2 separate regions of the Homo sapiens genome follow, and region 2 is linked to region 1. The links are chromatin contacts, found by Hi-C or POLR2A ChIA-PET in ENCODE. All regions are on one chromosome and are shown on one strand. The core of a region is the stretch at or near the end of the contact, and the rest is flanking DNA. Distances in the headings are between cores, read along the strand shown. Region 1 holds the start of LINC01703 (long intergenic non-protein coding RNA 1703). Region 2 holds the start of TAF5L (TATA-box binding protein associated factor 5 like).

Region 1 (3,736 bases), core at 331-2,830:
ATCCTGGCTAACACGGTGAAACCCCGTGTCTACTAAAAATACAAAAAATTAGCTGGGCGTGGTGGCGGGCGCCTGTAGTCTCAGCTACTCGGGAGGCTGAGGTAGGAGAATCGCTTGAACCCGGGAGGCGGAAATTGCGGTGAGCCGAGATCGCGCCATTGCACTCTAGCTTGGGCAACAAGAGCGAAACTCAGTCTCAAAAAAAAAAAAAAAAAAAAGGCCGATCCAATTTGTTAAATGTGTGTATGTATGTATTTTTAGTTTTTGAGACGGAGTTGCTCTGTTGTCCAGGCTGGAGTGCAGTGGCACAATCTTGGCTCACTGCAACTTCTGCCTCCCGGGTTCAAGTGATTCTCGTGCCTCAGCCTCCCGAGTGGCTGGGACCACAGGTGCGTGTCACCACGCCTGGCTAATTTTTGTATGTTTAGTAGAGACAGGGTTTCGCCATGTTGGCCAGGCTGGTCCCAAACGCCTGATCTCAGGTGATCCGCCCGCCTCATCCTCCCAAAGTGCTGGGATTACAGGCGTGAGCCACCACGCCCGGCCAGTTTCAAACATTTGCAAGGTCTATATGTTGTATATGAATTAGTAAAAGAAACATTACACATCAAACCTGTGATTTCGTATAACACCTCTAAATTTGAGTCAATTAAAACATCGTAATAATAAGAGTTCAGTTTTACAATTAGTGCTGGCAAGGCAAAAATAACGAAAGTGGTAGGAGGTCCGGGGATTATGTGAGAGAACGCATGACAAATGTTTAGCACAGAGCCGGGCACACACAGTGAGGGCTCAATTCACGGTGGATTTTATTTGGTCATCATCATCACATTTGGAGCTGAAATAGAACAGTTCTGATTCCAAGTGAAGGGGAGGTAGAGTGGAGGGGGTGGGGAGGGCTAGCTTGGATTTCTGCTAAGATGTCACAGCCTCGGATACCCTCAAGGCATGCCATGCCCGGGCTTAGCTGGGTGAGGGGCCTGTGAAGCTTGTTGGTGTGTAAGAGACCTCGGTGGCATCACTGTCAGCGCAGCCGAAGCCACCACGCTAGCTCCAGACTGGTCAGCAGATGGCCGCGCACCAGGCCCTTCCTGCGGCCCGGGCGACTCGTCTCTTAGTGGAGGAAGTAGCCGGCCCCGGACACACTCCTGAGGAGCGCTGCCCGCAGTCTCGGGAAACGGGGCGTGGGGCCAGCTGCTCCTTCCAACTCCTCCTCGGGGGCAGCATGAGGGAGGGTCGCTGTCAGGGCCTCGAGGACTAAGGGTTCAGGGTGCCCGCCGCTCGTCCCCTCCCCCCTCCCCCCCAGGTCGTGGAGGCCGGTCCCCAGCATCTCTCCAGCGTCCCCACTGTCGTGGCTCCGGGGCGGGCTTCTCCCTTTTCAGGCATTTCTGAAATCGCCGCCTCACCCGGGCTCTCTTCCTCCGGCTCGCCCTCCCCAGCCCCAGGTGCCAGAGAGAACTTTCCCCAAAACGCGAAACTGATCCTTTCAGACGCCTCGCGTTCGCCCAACAGCACCTCTAGCCTCGGTCGTTGTCACGTGACGCGGCCCCAAGGCCCAGGCCACGCCCCCGGAGCTCGCCACGCCCACCGGGTCCGCCCCCACGCGGCCGCCTGCACAGGGGGTTCCAGCCACCCGCGCTCTCCCAGGTTTGCCGACCTTACGGGCCCTTCTCCGCCAGCCCTGGCTGGGTCACCCCCACGACCCGGGACTCCCCCGCCGTTCCCTCCCGGGCTGCCTGCAGTGAGGTCCGCTCCTGAGGCCTCAGCCTCGCCGGGGGTAGGGCCCTCTCCCGCCGTCGCCGCAGCTCCTTTCCGTCCCGGGGCCTGGGGGGCACCGTCCCACGGGTGAGGGCCGCCTCCAGCGCCTGGCCCAGCCATGCGAACGCCTGGAGCCCGCGAGCTGCAGCTGCGGCCCTGAAGGTGCCGCATATCCTGCCGAGTGGGTGAAGCGTGGCACTTTGGAAAACAAATCGGGTTAGTGCTCAGCAGCCTCCGGGCCGATGGGTGGGGATGTCATACTATGAACTGAGAGCCCGCGAGCTGGAAAAAACAGTGCCAGTCCTGCCCGCGCGTCGCGGGACTCAGTAATTCCCGGCTCCGCAGCGCTCGAGCCTGTTCTCCGCAGCTTCATACCCTCTGCCCCGCGAAAGTGACCTCAGGGGCCGGGCGTGTTGGCTCACGCCTGTAATCCAGCACTTTGGGAGGTCAAGGCGGGCGGCTCAGTTGAGGCCAGGAGTTCGAGACCAGCCTGGCCAACAGGGCGAAAACCCATCTCTACTAAAAATACAAAAATTAGCCAGACGTGGTGGCGCACACCTGTAACCCCCAGCTACTCAGGAGGCTGAGGCAGGAAAATCACTTGAACCCGGGAGGCGGAGGTTGCAGTGAGCCGAGATCACACCACTGCACTCCAGCGTGGGTGACAGAGCGAGACTCCGTCTCAAAAAAGAAAGAAAGAAAAAGAAAAGAAAAAAGTGAGGCCGGGCACAGTGGCTCACGCCTATAATCCCAGCAATTTGGGAGGCCTAGGCAGGTGGATCACGAGGTCAGAAGTTCAAGACGAGCCTGGCCAAGATGGTGAAACCCCGTCTCTACTAAAAATTCAAAAATTAGCCGGGCATGGCTGGGCGCAGTGGTTCACACCTGTAATCCTAGCACTTCAGGAGGCCAAGGCAGGTGGATCACTTGAGGTCAGGAGTTCGAGACCAGCCTGGCCAACATGGTGAAAACCCATCTCACTAAAAATACAAAAATTAGCCGGGCTTGGTGGCAGGCGCCTATAATCCCAGCTACTTGGGAGGCTGAGGGAAGAGAATCACTTGAACCGTGGAGGCAGAGGTTGCAGTGAGCCGAGATCTCACCACTGCACTCCAGCCTGGGCGACAAAGCGAGACCCTGTCTCAAACAAAACAAAATAATAAAATAAAATAAAAATTAGCCAGGTGTGGTGGTGTGTGTCTGTAGTCCTAGCTACTTGGGTGGCTGAGCTGGGAGGATCACCTGCTCAAGAGTTTGAGGCTACAGTGAGCTGAGATCACACCACTGCACTCCAACCTGGGTGACAGAGCGAGATCCTGCCTTAAAAACAAACAAGGGCTGGGCACAGTGGCTCACCCCTGTGATCCCAGCACTTTTGGAGGCCAAGGTGGGCGGATCACCTGAGGTCAGGAGTTCAAGACCAGCCTGGCCACCATGGTGAAAACCCGTCTCTACTAAAAATACAAAAATTAGCCAGGCGTGGTGGCAGGTGCCTGTAATCTTAGCTACTTGGCAGGCTGAGGCAGGAGAATTGCTTGAACTGGGGAGGCAGAGGTTGCAGTGAGCCGAGATCGCACCATTGCACCCCAGTCTGGGCAAAAAGAGTGAAACTCTATCTCAGAAAAAAAAAGAAAAGAAAAGAAAGAAAAAAGAAAAAGAAGGCTAGGCGCGGTGGCTCACGCCTGTAATCCCAGCACTTTGGGAGGCCGAGGCGGGCGGATCACGAGGTCAGGAGATCAAGACCATCCTGGCAAACAAGGTGAAACCCCGTCTCTACTAAAAATACAAAAAATTAGCCGGGCGTGGTGGCGGGCACCTGTAGTCCCAGCTACTCCGGAGGCTGAGGCAGGAGAATGGCCTGAACGCGGGAGGCGGAGCTTGCAGTGAGCCGAGATTGCGCCACTGCACTCCAGCCTGGGCAACAGAGCAAAACTCCGTCTCAAAAAAAAAAAAGAAAAGAAAAGAAAAAGAAAAACAA
Region 2 (3,736 bases), core at 676-3,175, 3.5 Mb after region 1:
TACCTAGTTTCACAGTGACAGAAGCTCACATAAGCCTCACATTTACAGGCAGGAGCAACAAAACTATTCCAAGATACACTAATTTAATTTGTTGTTGATGACAAAGAAAAATACTCAAAACAAGCCCACCTTTTAATTTTCTAGCTTAGCGCTGATTTTTAAGGCAGGAAGAATTTACGATTCATTAAAAAATTAGCATATATTCCATTTAACGCAAAAACTTAGGACTACAGGGAACCTAGAAGGTATTTTGCCAAAAAGGAAACGATAATAGCTAACATTTAGCTATTTTCATACACATCATTCTTTTTCTGGGTACCTTTAAAAAGGTCGTTTTTTGGGAGGCTGAGGCGGGAGGACTGCTTGAGCCCAGGCCTGGGCAACATAGAGGCACCCTGTCTCTTAAAGATAAAAAAAAATCCACGTTTAAGTTATTCCTTATCATCGCATTTTATAGATGAGGAAACTACAGTTCAGAGAGGTTATGCAGATGGCTACATGGTTTCCATCCTAGGTCTACTGTCACCAAGCTCTATCCACTACATTATGCTGTTCCAAAGTTTAAAGATGTGGCCAGATGCATTTAACCTATTAAGCACAAAACTCCCTTTCCTACTCCCCCTTCCAAGTAGAGCTGTGACCAGGAACTGGGGCACAGCCTCCGTGTCCTCCCCTACATCCCCAACTCAGGTGTTGGCACACTTGAATCGCCTGATATAAGACACGCTCCGCACTTAATGTTCCTCTCAGCACAGCTCCCAACTGCTTGTTAGCAGGAGTCACCATTCCGAGATTCCAATCTGCAAGGTCAGTTTAGGTACAGTAATTTAAGACAGACACTGCATGGGACTGGCACTTACCTTCTGATCCCAGAACCACAAAGACTGCGAGATCCGCATTACAACGACTTTCACAACTGATGGGAGAACTGCATGTAGCGTTCCTGCACTCCACTTCCGCTAAGTCTAAAATGACACCACTGTTTCTAACCATCCACTCACTTCGGACCAACGCCTTATCGAATACATTTTCAAAAGCCTGGCAGCTTCGCGAGCTGGAGGTGGTGAACCCGTCCCACACCATGGGCGCACCAACCTTACCTTGCTGTCATGAGGCAACGAGCCCCGAGAGACACCCTTGCAGGTAAGCACTCTCCTGCAGCAGCTAGTCTAACTCTGGCTCCCCCGTGTCACACGCGGAGATCGACTCCACACCCACCCACGCACGATCACCATGTGCAAAGTTGAATCCCGACTTCGCCGCAAAGACATTTCCTTTTCCCCTACATGCAAAGGAGCTGTGGAGCCGTGCTCCCTGCTTGGCTGTCGGGCACTGGGATACCTTCCCCGCGGGCGCCCGCCACCTCCTCCCCGAGCCCGGCATCCAACCCGCAGGACCCACCCCTGCGCAGGAACGCGACGCCAGTCCAGGTGTAGCCGCCGACTGCAGGCCACGCCGCCGGCCGCAGCCCGGGACTCGGGAGGCCGAGGGCGGAGGCGCGGCCGTCGCGCCCGCGCAGAGCCGCCCGCCGCCCCCCAGCCCCGCCTCCCGCGCCCCACCCCCACCGCCCGCCGGCGGGAGCCAAGGCGCGCCCCGCCGAGGCCCCACCGCCCCGGCCCCCGCCCGCCCGCGCGCGCGCGCGCCTCGCGACCCTCCCGGCCCTCCCCGCCCGTGCTCCCGGCACTCACTGAACATCCCAGGCGGCTCCGGCTCCCCCCGCCGCCGCCGCCTCCGGGATCGGGTTGCTTCCGCCTCCGTCGTCTCTGCCGCAGGGTCTCACTCCGACGGCCGGCTCAGCTGGGCCCCCGCGCCCCGCGCCCCGCCGCCCCCGCCGCCGCTCTGGGCGGCCGCTCCATGACTGACTGACACGGAGCGGGCCGCGGGCTGGGCCGCTCGGGCCTCCAACGCGCAACCGTCTCCGCCAATGGGCGAGGCGCCTCGGCGCTCGGCTGGCGACGCCTGGCGTGCGTGCAGCCCCTCCCCGCTGCGCCGCCGGCGTCCGGCGGAAGGAGCGCGGGTACCGGTCCCACGTGGTGGGGACGCGGGACCCGTACAGCGGCCTCCGCCGCACCGGGACAGCAGCCGCCGCCGCTGCCGCCGTCCTCCCCTGTCTACCCGGAGCTGTCTCGAGCTGAGCCCCCTACCGGGCCGGATCCCGAGGTGAGTCCCCCACCTGCGGTCAGCCCCTGCGGGCAGCCAGGTCCCGAGGTGAGTCCCCCCACCCGGGGCTGGTCCAGAGGAGATCCCCCTACCTAAGGCCGGGCCCAGATGGGGGGCCCCCCAACCCTGCCCAGTTCCGGTGCCGCCAGCAGACTCTGGGCTGGAGCGGCTTCGGCACGCTCCATTCGCGAAGGCGAACTCCCTCCTGGCTCCTAGCTGCTCTCCCCTGGTTCTTGTTGCTTGGTCTCTTTCTGCTGGGCAGGGAGTGCTGGCAGGGCTGTGCTGTCCGCCCTGGACTTCGCATTGCCCGGTAAGGGCGGTTGGAGGCCCGGAGAGCCGAACTCTGGCGGAGCCGGGGAGAGCATCTCGGTTGTCTTTGTAGCCAGTTCAGCAAACACCTGTTATGCACTTTGTAGCTGTCGCGATGGCGGTTCTATGGTATTGAACTTAGAAAGTCAGGCATCGTTGAATTCGTTTTGGACATTTTGACAAAATAGGAAAACTGACAGCACTTGACGTTCTTGTTCTCTGCAGTAGAGTGAAGGATAACTTAATTTCTAAAATGAAAACGTCTTAACGTTCCTTTTTACTATAACTTTTAGGAAACTCAAAGCCAAGTTTACCCAGTTTAATAGTAACTGTAGGTGTTTGGTATGTTTGCTACCCCCGAGATTTCATGGTTTTTTGTTTTCTATTTTTAGTCTTTTCCTTGTGCAAGTATCTCTTGTAGAGTCTTTTTTGAAGTGTATGTGCGTTGTAAATTTATACACGACTGAATAAAAGTGTTAGTGGAAGGTTACTGTTGCAGCTGAAATAACTGTATTCCTTTGGGGTTTTCTTTTTCACTTGGAGACATATTACTTTCTCCGGATATTGCTTATGTATCTTTTCCTCTTTCAATTTGAAACCATGTATGAATGACTCTTTCCACAAGTAATGTAATCACTGATTTTGGCCTTGTTGAATTCCTGAACACTCACCTTTGTGGAAGTGATGTTTGATCATAGCTGGAATACATATAGTCCATCTTCTGTGTGTGCAGTCCATCTTTTGCTTGCTTTTGTCTGAATTTCCCCCAGAAAATTCTGGAGTCAAGCATCTTGTATGTAGATTTACCCCGACAAATCTGTTGATTCATTAAAAACTTTTAAAAGAATACATATTAGGTAAACAAGATACAGTACTGCAATACTGTTGGTTTTCTGGTGCCTGCTCAGTCTGACATTGTTATAGTATTTTTTTTCCCATTGTTTTTAAATTTTAGATAAAGCCTAGCCATGGCTGCTGTTTATTCTGGCATTTCCCTTAAGCTTAAAAGCAAGACAACTTCCTGGGAAGATAAACTAAAACTAGCTCACTTTGCTTGGATTTCTCACCAGTGCTTTCTTCCAAATAAAGAACAAGTAAGTTTAATGTGAAACTCATATTTTTACAGTCTGTCAAGATAATTATCACTTTTATAATTTGGATATTGACAATTGGTTAAAATAAAAAAATAGAGAAAAAGTTGGGGAGGGAACTTTGTTGGAAGTTAAATGTAATGTCAATGAAAAAAGTAATGAGTCAGGTACTTCAT

What was found. A loop is a pair of places that touch in the nucleus more often than their neighbours do. ChIA-PET counts read pairs that join two places held with the same protein, here RNA polymerase II (POLR2A).
Region 2: a loop to region 1 is called in a map of uterus, with 12 times the contacts of the local background. The contact joins the promoter of TAF5L here to the promoter of LINC01703 in region 1. A Hi-C loop is called at or near these places in 1 of 168 maps with a recorded cell type or tissue (uterus). POLR2A ChIA-PET finds 5 or more read pairs at or near these places in 1 of 52 experiments (Panc1).

The regions. Positions count from the first base shown.
Region 1 is chr1:226,081,995-226,085,730 of GRCh38, forward strand. It overlaps LINC01703 (long intergenic non-protein coding RNA 1703), which reads left to right and starts at 1,581. Exons shown (of 4, transcript NR_146920.1): 1 at 1,581-1,974. RefSeq lists an enhancer at 560-1,427 and silencers at 1,242-1,291, 1,402-1,981.
Region 2 is chr1:229,624,197-229,627,932 of GRCh38, forward strand. TAF5L (TATA-box binding protein associated factor 5 like) reads right to left here and starts at 1,926. Exons shown (of 5, transcript NM_014409.4): 1 at 1,689-1,926. URB2 (URB2 ribosome biogenesis homolog) reads left to right here and starts at 2,051. Exons shown (of 10, transcript NM_014777.4): 1 at 2,051-2,160; 2 at 3,425-3,563. The coding sequence starts at 3,438. RefSeq lists enhancers at 835-884, 2,545-2,624 and silencers at 1,375-1,564, 1,655-2,354.